Linked DNA regions of Homo sapiens: region 2 is linked to region 1. A link is a loop called in an ENCODE intact Hi-C map of the cell type or tissue named here. Cell type or tissue: ovary. All regions are shown on one strand.

Region 1 (8,000 bases):
AGAGAAAAAATTTTCCATTATCCTCTTACCATCCTCTGTAAAAGCTGTCTTTGTAGGCTTAAATTTTAATAAATACCTTCCTGGTCACTTTTTAAAATCCAAGACTACTGTACATGCCAGCTTCCAATTAAATGCATTCACAATTTTCTTTTTTAAAACAAATTCTCATCAATAAGAATTGCTAATGATGGCTGGCTTTGGGTGGGTATAAATTAGAAAACATAGTCACCACCATTTTGTTGTTGTTTTTAAATATAAAAATAACTATTTTCTCTTAAAAAAAAAACACTGTAAAACAAAAAAAGCACTGAAAAAGTTTCAGTTTGGAGACCACCACTGAAACATTCTAATGCTTTCCAGTTTTTTCTATCACTATTTTATTACTTTTATAATCAGAAGGAAAATATTTTAAGTAACATTTTCATCTAAGTAAAAACTGAAAATTTTTTTATTTCAGTATGAAATAAATACTATGAAAATAGTATTAACATCCTATAGTGGGAAAAGGCACTGGTGGCCTTGCTGAGCTACTCATTTATCTTTGGGTAATCAAGTTAATCTTCAGATGCCCGTCAAATGTGAAAGTGGATGATCTTAAATACAGAGAATCCTTTCCCTCTACTCAAGCAGTCTTTGATTATGAGACATGAAAGTTTCCAAAAATTTTCCATAGGTCATTCTGGAAAGATGGCTATAGCAGCCATCTTTCCAGATATTAATTTAATACCAGCCTGGTATTAAAATTTCTCTGAATTCCCACATAAAAATAAACAAAGCACTTACACAGTAAAGCCCAAAGCTTGGAGACAAGGTGTGCCATTGAACAACAAAATACAAGCAGGTAAGAACAAACCAACATCATCCATAAGATCTGAGTGGCATCAGCTTGGGGAGAATCAGAGGAAAACAAGGCTGATGTATCTGAGAACTGGAAAACCCCTAAAAAACCAAAAGGAATTCACAGGAAAGTAAGGATGCCCAATTGGAGAATAGTAGCTAAAACTAGGAGGGGTTTTGCCTGACCAAAGAGTCAGTGCAAGGGGCCCACAGGAAGATTTGAAGAGGCTAACCTAGGCTAGTCCCTGTGAACTTTGGAGACTGCCCTCAGGACTGCCTTCCAGGAAGAGAAACTGCTGGGAGTGGAAACAAAATTGAACAGGATGGGAATAATAGAGACAAAGGAAAGAAAAGGTCCAGATAAAAGCAGGTAAAAGGAACAGAGCCAGACAGTGACAGAAAGCAGGCTGCCATTTTTGACAAGAAAACAACAGAAGGCTAGGTTCTAAACACTTTAGAAAGCCATTTTAAACCCTGCCTCCTGAAAGTTCAAGGAAATTATTTTTCACATGAAAATGAAAAACAGAAAAATACTGACGTCAAATCCCATACAAAGTTATACAAAACAAGGGCAGAACATCCTTATAAACCATAAAAGCATGCCACAACACAGAACAAAAACAAAATCCCCCAAACAAAAACACTCCAGATAATAGCCTACTATTTCAAAATAAACTAAAAGACATGAGACAGAAAAGAACGTTAGGAATTAGAAAAATTCAGAAGTGAGAAGAGTTAGAAATAAAATGAAAATGCATTTCAGTAATGATGACTACACTGGAAGGCAAAAAAGAAAGGCTAAAAACAACACATAATACCCCAAGAGAAAAGGAAAAGAAAAAATTAAATTAAAAAAGATTTAAAATATTTAAGATAGTAACAGATAAAGATAGGCAAAGATGATGTAACATACAAATGATAGAAGTCCTTGAAAAATCAAAGCAAAGGAAGAAAATTAATATTAACAAGATAATTAAAAGGCCAGGCACAAGGGCTCATGCCTGTAATCCCAGCACTTTAGAAGGCCAAGGCAAGAGGATCACTTGAGCTCAGGAGTTCAAGATCAGCCTGGACAACATGGCGAAACCCCATCTCTACAGAAAATACAAAAATTTAACTGGTAGTCCCAGCTACTTGGGAGGCTGCGGTGTGAGGAATGCTTGAGCCTGGGAAGTTGAGGCTGCAGTGAGTCATGATCGTGCCACCGCACTCCAGCTTGGGTGACAGAGCAAGACTCTGCCTCAAGAAAAACAAAAAGGTAGCCATTCGGAAGGAATCCCTCGGTAGGCACCTTGGACTTCGTAGCTTCTGGAACTGTGAGAAATAAGTGTTGTTTAAGCCACAAATCTATGGCATTTGTTACAGCAGCCAGAGCAGACCAAGACAGAGTATTTGCTGATAAAGCTGTAATTTGTTTTGTGGGAATTTCTGTACTCATGTTTTATCTTAAGATTAAATATTTAAAACAAAAAACAAAAGCAAACTAAAAACCTTTCCAGATCCCTTACCTGTGCCTTGGCCAATTTCTTTTCCAGAAGGTCCCGTTCCCTCTCTGTTTGCTGGAGACGTTTATTAAGTTCCACTATATCTCCCTTTAGTGATGCCAGGGCTGCTGAATGGAGCTGTGGTGACAGAAAGGAGGAGATTAGAGTATTGTAGCAGAGATGTATTTCCTTCCCTTCATTCCCGCAACTAGTATAACCAAATAAAAAGCCTATCATCCAAAAAGCAACACTTTTGAGAATGAAGGTAAGTGTTATGAGTTTTGGGGACAACAGGCATAAGTCAGGTGTGCTACCAGCAAACTGGGTTATATGGTCACCCTAAATATTATGTGTGGGACATGGGACCTAATTTTGCATGGTATAATCAGGCCAGAGAACAAAACTTCTCTTTCCAATGGCTTTCCCCAAGCTACTCAGTGAGGATGAGCCTGACAGCTGAAGTGGAGCTGCCTGATTCTAATCATGAGAGTCAAGAAAATCAGAACCATATTAATTTTCACCTTCGGAAAATATGAAAGCTGAATAGGGCAATTTGGATTTCTGGAATCCAGTCATCTAAATTGCTGCATATGTGACAGGCAGACAGGCACTGAGCATTAAGGGGAAAAAAGCAGCAGAGCTCATTTTTTAGATGGTCTCCTTGTACAGTTGACCCATTTATTTTCTTGTTGGGTCTTCCCTCCTCTTTGCCTCCCCACTTCCCCCGAAAGGCTGTACTGGCCAGACAGATGCTTATGTGCTAGCAGGCCCTCTTTCAGGAGCAGCACCAGAACTCTGACAAATGACGCTGTGAAAAGACAAACCAAGGATCAACTGAGGTATCTTTCTGCAGCCATTTCTCTGGGTTAACTGGAGTTAGAAAGAATGTTCTTCAAAAGATTAACAGGAGGCCCCACGTACATCCAGAATCTCCATCTGTTCAACTTCCAAGTTCTAAAGACTGGACTTTGGCTGCACACACACCTACCACACATGTGCCTTCTGTGATTTTCAGGCCGACGGATGGAACTATTTTTAAGACCCGTTCAACACACTGGTCCCAAAGCAACACCCTGAAACGTCCTTTGAAACCTTGAAACTTTCCATTCCAGGTGGAGCTCAGACCATCCCCTCACTGAATTCCATACTACATTTGGGTGAACAACTGGAATTAGAACAAACCAACCCCTGGCTTTATAGGCTTTTTGTAGTCTTTGCCAAGAAGGATTTCAAGTAAGAAGTGAGCAAATACATTTGATCTTTAAAGATGGACACAGGACGATGGTACGTAACTCAACTTTGAAGATTCTCATTTGAGGCTTAGAAAAATGTGCTTTTCTGCAACCTGCCCTCCACACACAGCATGTTGGCTGGCAGGCTTCAGGGTGAGGGTGGGGTGGGTGTTGAGTGAGGGAGAAGCAGATATAAGGCAGAGTGTGGGGTTTCAAAGCAGTTGTTTTTGTTAGACTCTAATAGCAGTAAATGTGACTTCACTTAATCGCATCGGAGCAGCAAACCAACAGATCAATAGCCGATTTGAAATCAGGAATGCTTAAAATTAAAAAAAGAAAATGTCAGGCAATCTGGCAGTATTTGTCTTCTGATGTAGGGCTAGGGTGGCTTGGAAAAGGTCACTGTGGGTTTCAGATACAACGTTTTGTGTGACGACTTCTCAGTACAAATACCACAGTGTTCCCGTTGTATAGTCTTGTTGAGATTGTTTTGTTTGGTGGAAGGGGAACGAATTCACTCCCTTTGATGGTTGGTTGCCCCCTCAGCCTTTGAACTGTCAGTCTGAGGATTTTTCTTCAGCATCTGACACTGTGGCATGTTACGCTATTATACCAACTCTTGAGAAAGGATTTGCCACCTCACCTCCGGCGAAAAGGATAAAATACGTGAGAGCTGACATGTTCTTGAAGAAATTGAGGAGTGGGGATAAGGATCCCAGCTCTGTTAGCCTAGACTTGCTTCCTTCCTCATTATATCTCCCCTCCTACTTCTGGGGGAAAGGGCTGCTTGAAGGGGTTGGGGGAGGCCTGGAGGGAAAAGCTGAGAGAATGCTGCATGCTCCCCCACAGACTCCATGAACTGGGCCAGATGGAGACACACACAGAGTACTTACTTCCATCACAGACTTGGAAGAGGGGTCCAGGATGGGTCACTATCATGGGGGAGAGCACCGGGCTTAGAGTGATAATACCTTCTGGCCTACCAGCTCTCCAGATTTCCAGGAAGAGCTGTCAGATGCCCAAGGGGGCAGGTCCCTTCACTTCTCTGGATGGAAGGTGCCTATGTATGAGGTGAGAACAGATTCCTTGAGAATCTCATGAATGCAATGGACCCTTCTACTAGGGCAGAGATGAGTTTGGGATGCATGCATATTTTCCACCCAATTATGGTGATGACACACTCTGGAATCTATCTATGGGCCCCTCAATAAGAAACATCTGGACTTGATGTCAGCTCTGTGACCCCACATCAGTTTCAGAGACTGTCTCATGTGTCATCATCACAGATGTCTGAGTGGGGAAAAGAACTTTGGTACTGATGTCCCCGACTCCATAACTGCAGGTTAGGATCTGGAATCCAGAGACTGACTTGCTTACTCAAGGTCTCACAGTCAGCTGAGCACCAGGGCCAAGGCCACAGCACTCTTTTCTGGCTCTCTGGTATTGTACATGACAGAGTTTTCAGTTTGTTACTTGGATGAAAATTTTACTTAACATATCTTCTCTGATTATAAAAGTAATAAAATTGCAACAGAAAAATAAACCAGAAAGAGCATTCTCATGTTTTAGTGATGGGCTTTGGGTGGTTTTAAGCTGTTTTTTTGTTTGGGTACTTTTTGTTTAATGAGCATTTTTTCCTGAGTTATTTCTGTATTAAAGACACAATAAAATAAAGTGACTGTTTTCTGCATATGCAGGCTATAGCATAAATATTGTACAGGGTTATTTTGCTTCCTTGCTGCAGTCTGTCCACCAACTCTTCTGACAGAAGGAAAACCTGTAACAATGAGGTAGAATAAAATATGTCTCTTACTGTTACTGACAATTACTCCGCAGAGGCTACAACTAGAGAGAGCAGAAGTTGGAGTGGGGGAAGCCACCAACCAGCCATAAGCCACACTGCCTAGAATTGGCTGACAGACCACTCCTTGACCTCCTGGACGGAGTAGGTGAGGAGAGGAGTGGACTTCCCACCACAAGTTTGAGTGCTGGACACTCAATCTCTGTGCGTTTGAGTTCAGTGGCACTCCCTGTCCCACTGCATCATCAACTCAAGTCATCAAAAGCTGACATAACCTCCCCTCTTTTGGGGTTTCACCAGTCTCTGGCTTATTGGTGGCATTCCTGCAAATTCAAAAGCTAGAGTGTTTGTGAGCGATGCTACATGAAGGAATTTGTGTAGTTGTGTGTTGGCAAGCATGAAAAAATTAGTTTAGAGGTCCCTCTAGGCAGTTAAAACTTTTTTACTGAAATATAATATTTATACATATTTATGGGGTACATGTGATATTTTGATGCATGCATACAATGTGTAATGATCAAATCAGGATATTTAAAATAACCATCATCACAAACATTTTTCATTTCTTTGTGCTAGGAACATTTCAAATCTCTTCTAGCTATTCTGAAATATACATTATTGCCAGCTATAGTAACCCTACTGTGCTACAGTAGGAGTTATTTCTTCTAACTGCATGTTTTTACCCATTAACCAACCTCTCTCTTCATCCCTCCCCCACTATCCTCACATTCTTCCCCACCTCTGGTATCTATCATTCTATTCTCTATCTCTGTGAGATCAACTTTTTTAGCTCCCAGTATGAGTAAGATCATGTGATATTTGTCTTTATGTGCATGGCTTACTTCACTTAACATAATGACCTCCAGTTCTGTCCACACTGCTGCAAATGACAGGATTTCACTCTTTATTATGGCTGAATAATATTCCACTGTGCATATGTACCACACTCTGTATATCCATTCATCTGCTGATGCACACTTAGGTCGATTCCGTATCTTGGCTATTGTAAACAGTGCTGCGATAAACATGGGGATACAGGTGTTCCTGTAATAAGCCGATTTTCTTTGCTTTGAACAAATACCCAAGTAGTGGGATTGGATCATATGGTAGTTCTATTTTAAGGGTTTTTTTAGGAACCTCCACACTGTTTTCCATAATGGTTGTCCTAATTTACATTCCCACCAACAGTGTATAAGAGTGCCTCCGGGTGATTTTTTAAAGGACTACCAGTGGGTTTAAATCTTGGAAAGATAAATGTACTAAAGCAACCAAAATTGTCAAGTATGTATAAATGGGAAATTATATTTATGCCAATTTTTGGGATCCCTTTAATCATATTCTGGTTTCTGAAATGGCCTCTAACTTGAGAGATTCAGACATATGAACTATGAAGTATGATGAAAAGAAAATGTTCCATGAACCAAAGAGAAAGAAAATACATGCTGTTTAGAGTCTGTGCTAGTGTCTTCCTCAACACATATTTCTCTTCATACTCAGGAGTCAGATGCTGATTTTTAGCTGGTCATATTTCTGCTCAGCGAAAATATTCCAGTTCCCATCCTTCAGTGTAGTTTGCGCTAGGTATAGCCATGTGACAAAGTTCTGGCCAGTGCGATGTAAGCAGAAATACTGTGTGAGAGGTATGGGAAAATCTTTTTGAGAGGGCACATCCTTTTTCCTTTCATCCATCCTTGCTGTTTGGTATCTTATGTGATGGATGGAGCTCTAGCAGCCATCTTGTGCTACAAAGCTGAGACTCTAGGGAGCAGAAAGGTGCCTCAGTCCCTAGCAACTTTGTGGAGCCACCCCACCAGTTTTGGACCACCTAACCCCAGACTTCTGTTACAGAACTGCAAGAAATAAACCTCTGTTATACAAAGCGCTATGAAGTTGAGAGTTTCTGGCAAATGAAGCTGATCTAATCCTAATTCACAGAATCAGATAAAGCTGGGTTCAAATCTTATCTATGCCACTTGTTGGTGGACTGTCTTTGCACAATTTAATCCCTTTTGTTGTAGGGCTGTGTCAAGACAAATGATGGCATCCAGAAAGTGACTAGCAGGGTGGCTGGAACCAGGTAAGCACTCAACAAACGGGTTTGTTTGAAGTCAACAACCTTCTCAGGCAGACCAAGCCCCATCAGAGGTGCTAGGGACACTCAGACTAGGAAAACAGTCCTGTCCTGGAGAAGCGTTATCACCTGGTAGATAGCACAGGACTAAGAAGCCAATAGCTGCGTTGCCAGATTCTGCTGAAATCCTAAGGCTTAAGGAGCTGACAGCCAGGGCTCTTAGTTCTCTGTGAAATTTTAACATGAGGCCTAAACGAGGTTGGATAGAACCCTGACACTTTGTATACAAATCTGGATCTAGTGCATGAAGGATATAGATCCACACATTCCTCACATTTCTGGAGATAAAAGGCCCTAATTCCCTAGGCTGTTTTGAGCCCTGCTTCACATTCATTTTACAGTGTGTATCCAAACGAAACTAAACCACCTGGACATTTGGCTGCAAGCTAACTGTCAAAATGGTTATTTTTGGATAAAACATAACTTGAGTAAAATAATTTCACTGTTCAACTGACTCTAAGGACAAGCCCTCTTAGCCTCTGAGAGGAAAGGTGTCCAGCCCCCCTGAGCCCAGG
Region 2 (8,000 bases), 98 kb after region 1:
CTTTCAATGGCAAGCTAAGGAATTGAGACTATTTTCTAGATAGTTACTAAAGATTTCTACTGGTAGAAATTTCTTCACATGGAAGTTTTAGTAGAAATAAAAGTGGTATATACAAGGCAGCGTCTTAAGGATCACTCTGGAAATACAGTACAAGGTGGACTGAAGAAGGGCTGGAGGCAGGGAAACTGAGAGGAGACTCAGCAGTTTAGGAATGAGGTGATGGGGACCGGTCCACAGAGGGACAGATGGATGTAACAAAGGACGTCCTAAAGGAAAAGTAAATGGGATTTGGCCATCTACTGGATGTGGAGCAATCAAGGCTCTCAATCTTCAAGTAGAGATGTATGGGAGAATGGTGTCACCATAACCAGAGGGAGGGATGATAGACGGCAGCAGGGGAGTGTATGGTCACCTATGAAGATATATCCAACAGCCATTTACAAGTCAGATGCTGAACTAAAGCCCTGGAAAGCCATCAGGAAGCACAGTGTTGAGAGTCGCCCAAAACCAAGAGCCTAACCTTGAGGGTGAATGAGATATCCAAGGAGTCCCAGATCTCAGCCTGGGGCACACTTCATAGTTAGGGGGCTGGAAGAAGCAGAAGTCAGGGAAGGGGGCAGAGAAGGAAAAGCCTCAAAAGGAAGCTAAGAATAAAGAAAGCATATATCCTGGTTACTCCAGGCTGACGTGGGAGGATTACTTGAGCCCAAGAGTTCCAGGTTACAGTGAGCTATAATTGTGCCACTGCACTCCAGCCTGGGTGTCAAGAGTGAGACCTTGTATCTATTTAAAAAAAAAAAAAAAAAAAAGATCACACATAAAAGAAAGGCAGGAGGGAGCTTTACAACTCAGTAGTACAGTATTAAATGCCCAAGGAATCAAAGTAACAGAACACAGAAAAACACACTGGATGGGGTTATTAGATCATGGGCATCAAAGCAGGTACTATGCTCAGTTTTATGTTACTGTCACTTCATTGCCTCAGTAAATATAAAAATAAATTTTATATCTGAGTAAAGTCGATACAGGATGAGCATCCCAACTTTGAAAATCCAAATCCAAAATCCAAAACACCTCTGGCCCCAGGCATTTTAGATAAGGAATTCTCAACCTGTATATGAAGAGTATATGAAATTGGCTGCTTCCCAAATTTCCCTAGTGTTGAAACCCCGGTTGACCCTCTAAATGCCAAGAGACATAGTTCAAGTCTGGTTCGTCCAACATATTCACCAAGAAGGGTCTTGAATAGCAAAGCTATTTCCACCTTCCTATCCCATGTTAACGGTAGGGTTTTGATATAAGATTCCCCTCAGCAGAAACAGGACAGAACAATGTTCCCTGGTTCTCAGTGCACATGCTGCATGTGCTCTCATTCTCTCTCTCTTCTTTTTTTTTTTTTGAGATGGAGTCTCACTGTGTCACCCAGGCTAGAGTGCAGCGGCATGATCTCAGCTCACTGCAGCCTCTGCTCATTGCTGCCTCCGCCTCCTGGGTTCAAGTGATTTTCCTGCCTCAGCCTCCCGAGTAGCTGGGATTACAGGTGTGCATCACCATGCCTGGCTAATTTTTGTATTTTTAGTAGAGATGGGGTTTCACCATGTTGGTCAGGCTGGTCTCGAACTCCTGACCTCGTGATCTGCCTGCCTCGGCCTCCCAAAGTGCTGGGATTACAGGCGTGAGCCACCGCACCCAGCTCTCTCTCTCTCTCTCTCTCTAAACAATTGATTGGACACCACACTGTCTGTGGATCCAGAAACAGAAGGGTGAGCTGATATGGAAGAAAACAGAGTCCCTGTTGTTTACTCTATAAAAACCATTCTCCTTGAAAGATGCCAATCACAACAGTATCAAGATCTGCTCAGAACCAAATAAAACACAGAAAGCTCAGGGGGTCAGCAGAGGGATGAGGACAGTGAGACTTACCAACTTTACTGAGATGAAGTCAGAAGAAAAACAATTCCTTATATCTCTGCATTGTGCAAGCTACATGCTACTCACTGTTTTCCTTCACAGCTTTCTGTGGAGACAAGATTTCCTTTTACGTCTGCCAAACATATGCCCTGTACCTATGTTGTGATCCCATTCATTCCAGCCTCTGCTCAGCTGCTGTTCCATTAGTTAATATTTTCTCTTCTGTGCCTCTTCTCTCCTTTCCTCTTGGCTCACCCCCCAAAAATAAGCAGGTAAATCTGGCTGTCTCTGTATATCTGTGTGTTTGGGGTGTATAAAACTCCACCTGCCACTGTTGGGTTTCAGGGCAGAGAGCAGAGCTAGTCAGAGCAGCATGCTTCATCTCCCTTTCAAACCTGCTCACCCAGGACCAGGGCAGGACAAATGTATCAGACAGACGAAGTTGGCCTTCAGGCCCCCTTATCCACTGCTCCTTACTCTGGTATCACCCTCTACCCCCACGCCTTTGGTTTTACCATCTACTTAACTAATTCTCTGTGACTCTAAGATTTGCCATGTTAATAGCCTCTTCAGACTCCAATGCACAGTTTCCAAGAAGCCAAAAAAGTGGCGGAGGGAAATAAGAAATATAATGCAGTATTTCAGGAACCACCACCAAATAAGAAGAAACATCTGAAAGGAAAAAAAACTTCCTTGGCATGCTGAAACCCAAATGGAAAAGACTGTCTCCCCATAAGGCCAGCTTTGCTTCCCATAGTGTCTGAGGTGTACTGCAAACAGCAGGAGTTGAAGATGGTCAGTGAAGACCCACCAATGACATAAGTCACACAGGGCACTCTGTCATTATCTCAGGGAAGGGGAGGCCAACCATTATGTCTGAGGACAGAGTCACCAAGGAGCATCTTCCTTAGGATTCTCACTCTGTAAAGCAAAGATAATGAGAACAAGTGACTGCTCAAACGTCCAACGTGGGAAAACTGGAAGATTGTTTAGTCCAACCTCCTCAGTTTACACAAGAAGAAAAGGAGATGTAGGAAAAACTTGCTCAAAGGTCACGTAACATGACGCAGGCAGAGCTGGGGTTAGAACCTCTGTTTCTTGAGTCATCATCCCAGTGCAGCCTGCTCCCACAGCACGCTGCCTCCCAACATCTGTTCCTTCACAGAGACATGTGCCTTTATAAATAATTGTTTTTAAAAAGTTACTCAGGTTACCAGACCTTTTCTGTGATCCTGTGTTCTTGTTATTGGAATCCTAACATCAATCACAAAATTATGTCACACGCTTCCTGAGGAGTGCATGGAACTGTTTGTGTAAGTGGTGTGGGGAATTCAGATCAAATATTCAGGGACTCAAAACTGAAGACAAAGACGGCCAATGCTGGAAAACGCATGTGGCTTTTTCTAAGGGGCTGAGTTCCAAGCATGTGTAATTCCACTCCCTCTACTTCCTACATTCTGATGACTGGAAATCTTGGGGTCAGTCCAAGGTCGACCTACACAAAGGGAACTCCCTAGGATAGCCTTAGAAAAACACAGCCCCTGCAACAGGTAAATTTAGGGTACATCATTCCAATAAACTGTCTTGCCTGACAAGGTTCTCTGTAACAGGTCACACAAAGGATTTATACCTTTTCCTTACTGACTTAAGAGGTAGAGAATTTATCCAGAGGGGTTTCTTAAGGTCCTATTTTAACAATACAATCAAAAGTGTTCTATTTGGCCTCACTTTTCCACACATCGTAACTGTTCACAGGAAAATAAAGTCACCCAGTCTTCTGGCTTACAAACCTCAGGCAAATTCTACTTCTCACACCACCACCTTTGCAAATGCCATATGTACTAACTGTATTGTAAGAAATATTTACATCAATCTGGCCAAGCCAAAAGGTATTTTCTTCCATAACTTTAATTAGCACTGTCTGCGTTTTTTTAAGTTGGTATTGCCTACATTTGATTTCAACTGTTAGAATTCATGTTTCCATTTCTCCCATTCATTTGTGCTTGGAAAAGGAATACCACCATAATGTGTACTATGATAAACTTTAAGATACAGACAGCTTTTCTGATAGTTGGAAATCTCTTGCAGTGTGATCTCTATAGCCAGGGTGACAAACACGGGACTAAGGGGCCTGGCAGGTAACTAAATGATTCAGGAGGGCAGCAGTAAGTTCACATATAGATCTGGACTGAGGGATAGGGGCTGTGGCCTCGTGGAGAAGGTACAACCCTTCAAAGCTTCTCATACTTACCCCATTACCACAGTGAGGAAGACTGTTCTAGTTTTGCCAGATCTTCTGACTTCTCAAAAAAGGCGATAAATTCAGAGTTTGGGGAAGTCTCAGTTTTTAAAAATGTTAACTCAAGTTCAAAACAAAACAAAATACTGAGCCCAAACATGCCTATGGGCTGCTGTACTTGGCTGCTGAGTTTCCAGTTTGCTATCTCTCCTCTATAGGAAGTGGGAATGATGCATATTCAACGACGCCTACAAAAATTACTTCAGATTGTTAGTCTCAGAAACCCACTGGTGGCCTGAGGGGACATGCAAAAAGAAGAGGAACAGGAGCAGAGATGGCAAATTATTAAGGTTTCAAGACCTTAAAAGAGACAATCAAAGTATTCAGATTCTCAGTAAAATTACCAGATTAAATCAAATAAAACCCCACCCTTTTTCCACAAAAATCAACAGAGAGTCCTGCTTTCTTTTCACCACAACCCTATTCCTCCATTTATCCCTGACGTCCTGCCAACACCTAACCAGTGGCTAGATCCTGTTTACTTCTTAGTGGAATTATCTTGATCAAGCATGTCGGCCCTTCATTCCCATCCCATTATCTTAGTGTAGAGCCTCCCCATTGCCTAGACCACAAGGGTCCCCAGCCCCCGGGCCCACAGATCTGGTACGAGGCCGCAAAGCAGGAGGTGAGTGGTGGGTGGGCGAGTGAGAGAAGCTTCATCTGTATTTACAGCTGCTCCCCATCACTCACTAACTGAGCTCTGCCTTCCATCAGATCAGTGGTGGCATTGCATTAGATCTTCATTAGAGCATGAACTCTATTGTAAACTGAGCACGTGAGGGATCTAGGTTGCAAGCTCCCTGTGAGAATCTAATGCCTTATGATCTGTCGCTGTCTGCCATCACCCCCAGATGGGACAGTCTAGTTGCAGGAAAACAAGCTCAGGATTCCCATTGATTCTGTATTACAGTGAGTTGTGTAATTATTTCATTATATATTACAATGTAATAATAATAGAAATAAAGGGCACAATAAATGTAATGCACTTGAATCATCCTGAAACAATCCCCTACCCACTCCACCACCCAGGTCCATGGAAAAATTGTCTTCCAGGAAACTGGTCCCTGGTGCCAAAAGATTAGGGACTGCTGGTCTAGACCACTGTAGTTGCTATGGCACCCCCAGACTCCAGTTTCTATCTCCTCCCACCTCACTCCAAACCTAGTCCATACTATAACACAACAACCAAAATGATTTTTCTTAAATGTATATGTCATAACCTCTCTGCAAATATGCAGGAAACTGCTAAGAGCATTTGCTTCTTGCAAGGGAACTGGCGAACATGGAGAGTGGGTTCAAGAAAGCCTTATTTTCCCCTGCATGCCCTTCTGTACTTCTTGAATTTTTATTATGTGAGAATTAATTTCTCAAAAATGTAATTTTAAAATATGTAATACCCCAGGGCTTCTAGATTAAGAAGCAAGACATCTCCCTACCCCAACCCACTGGGGCACATAAATGGACTAAAGATTCGTATAGGTCAGATGAGAGCATACTGAGAAGTAAACCACAGCAGAGCTTGGGACACATGCAGGTGGAAGGCAAGAATGGAGGTGGAAGTTGGCAGCATCTGAGATTAGACGTACAGAAACTGAAAGGAGGGTACATCTGCAAAACTGCCTGCAGGATGGTAGCTTAGCATGGCCTCCTTTTCACCAGCCTATCAGGGTGGTGGCACGGTTGGCCCCTAGTCTGAAGTCAAACATCTACCTACTCTCCAAAGGGAGCAAGTGATCTGCCAGGAGGGACTTGCAGACCCTGGTGGGGATCTCTCCTCTGGCATTGTGGGAACCTCTCCCCATCCTGCTTGCTTCACCTTGACACACCCTAAAGTGAAACCTGCTCTTTGACATACTATGCCCTCAATTTCAGAGCTCACAACCCATACTCCTAGTGAAAGAAAAGGCCAACAGGGGCAGCAGATGAGCACAAGGAGGAGGGAAGCTAAGTCAGCTGCTACACATCCTTCAGGCATCCATATGGATAGGTAAGCAAGGATGACTACATATGAAGAAAGCTGGGGAAAAAAGATAAATACGGAAAAAATGAAACCGATCCCAGAGAAGACAGAGATCATAACTCATGGAGCTAAAGCAGAAGAGAATTTTAGGGGGAAAAACATCTGAGTGTGGTCAAAGATATTAGAAAACACAAAATACATATATAAAACAAAAACATCCATATAGAAAAGATTGCATATTGAAGTTAAAAATTCATTAGAAAGGATGAAATGATAAAAGAATGATGAAATCCCCAGAAAACTGGGTGAGTGGAAGGAGGAAAACAAAAAAGTTTGGTAGGACAATTTAAGAGTAAATCCAGGAAGCCTAACATCAATCTACTGAACCCAAGTCTTCAGATTGGAAGAGCCCACAGGTGCTGAGCAGAATAAAGGAAAAAAGATTCTCATAAAATGTCACAATATCTTGATAATGAGAAAACAGAGTCTCCAAAGAAAGGTCCATCAAAGGTACGAGGGTCAGTAGCATTGATTGGTAGAGAGAAATTCTTTCAAATGCTAAGGGAAGATTATTTTAAACTCAGAATTTCATATCCAGCCAAATTACCAATTAAGCATGAGGACGGATAAGCAGAGGCTCAAAGTATACTTGCCATGTACTGTTTCTGAAAACTTACTTTATAATATACTCCAGGAAAATTAAAAATATGTCTAAGAAAAAGGAAAATAGAGTCCAAGAAAAGTAGAATTAAGCCAAGAATAAAAGGAAAATAAATGTCAGCTGTTCAGCAAGTCCTGAAAGCAGTTAGTTCATAACGCATTCAAAAAGTTTGTATAATCAAGAAAATAAATTATAGTTTTGAGAGAATGAAGACAAATATTACTTCTGTAAATGAGAAAACAGGCAATTACAAAGTCCAGTAAGAACAAGGCTATATAAGAACATCACAGCCCATACGTAAAGCAAACAAAAGTATGCCATGATCCTAAGCCACTAACCAAATGTAAAGAGAATTTGACCTAGATGCCCAGAACACCTCTGTTCAAGTGGCCTATGCTTGGTTAATAACCTAGGATTCCATCTTTATGGTGCATTTATATTTTTGATACCACTTTGAGGGAGTGGTATTGGAGCCTCTGGATCCAACCAACAAAAGCAAACCATCTCCTTGGATTTTCCCAATCTAAGAGTGTGAAAGACACTGTTAGTTCCCTGAGTAAACCTCCATTTCCAACCCTTCTCCCTTGCCTGCCTCTAAGATGTACCTTAAAAACATAAGAGTGGGCTGGGCAATCCCAGCACTTTGGGAGGCCGAGGTGGGTGGATCACCTGAGGTCAGGAGTTTGAGACCAGCCTGACCAACATGGTGAAACCCCGTCTCTACTAAAAATACAAAAATTAGCTGGGCGTGGTGGCAGATGCCTGTAATCCCAGCTACTCAGGAGGCTGAGGCAGAAAAATCGATTAAACCCAGGAGGTGGAGGTTGCAGTGAGCCGAGATTGCACCACTGCACTCCACCCTAGGTGACAAGAGCAAAACTCCATCTCAAAACAAACAAACAAACAAAAATAAGAGCTATTATTCCCCCACCCCTTTTGCAATCTGATCACAGTGAGAGCCGACATGTGAGCCAAAGTCCTCGAGGAGGTTTCCTTTATAAATAAAAAGGCCAAGTCTTGCTAAGAAGAAAGTTTTGCAATTTTTCCTTCCCTGTTTTTCCTATGAAAGCCACATATTAAGAATGATTGGACAGAAGGGTAAAAGGTCCAAAATGAATTCCATGAGTGCCTGTAGCAGCCTTTGGGATCAGAAAACTAACCCCCATATC

Evidence for each region. Peaks named below come from ENCODE experiments on the same cell type or tissue, not always from the same donor. Only the 100,000 strongest peaks of a DNase experiment are listed, where the experiment ranks them.
Region 2: it touches region 1 in a loop (4-fold over the local background); 3 of 110 quality-filtered maps call a loop at or near these places.

Annotation. Positions count from the first base shown.
Region 1 is chr5:113,148,964-113,156,963 of GRCh38, forward strand. It overlaps MCC (MCC regulator of Wnt signaling pathway), which reads right to left. Exons shown (of 19, transcript NM_001085377.2): 4 at 2,346-2,459. Among named protein-coding and RNA genes, the nearest start is that of DCP2, 180 kb to the left of the region's middle. In ovary, no CTCF peak of the experiment used is centred here; a DNase peak (open chromatin) is centred at 4,960; H3K27ac peaks cover 7,828 bases.
Region 2 is chr5:113,247,447-113,255,446 of GRCh38, forward strand. The region is part of intron 3 of MCC (MCC regulator of Wnt signaling pathway); the gene reads right to left. Among named protein-coding and RNA genes, the nearest start is that of TSSK1B, 180 kb to the right of the region's middle. In ovary, no CTCF peak of the experiment used is centred here; DNase peaks (open chromatin) are centred at 3,015, 3,318 and 7,834; H3K27ac peaks cover 6,781 bases.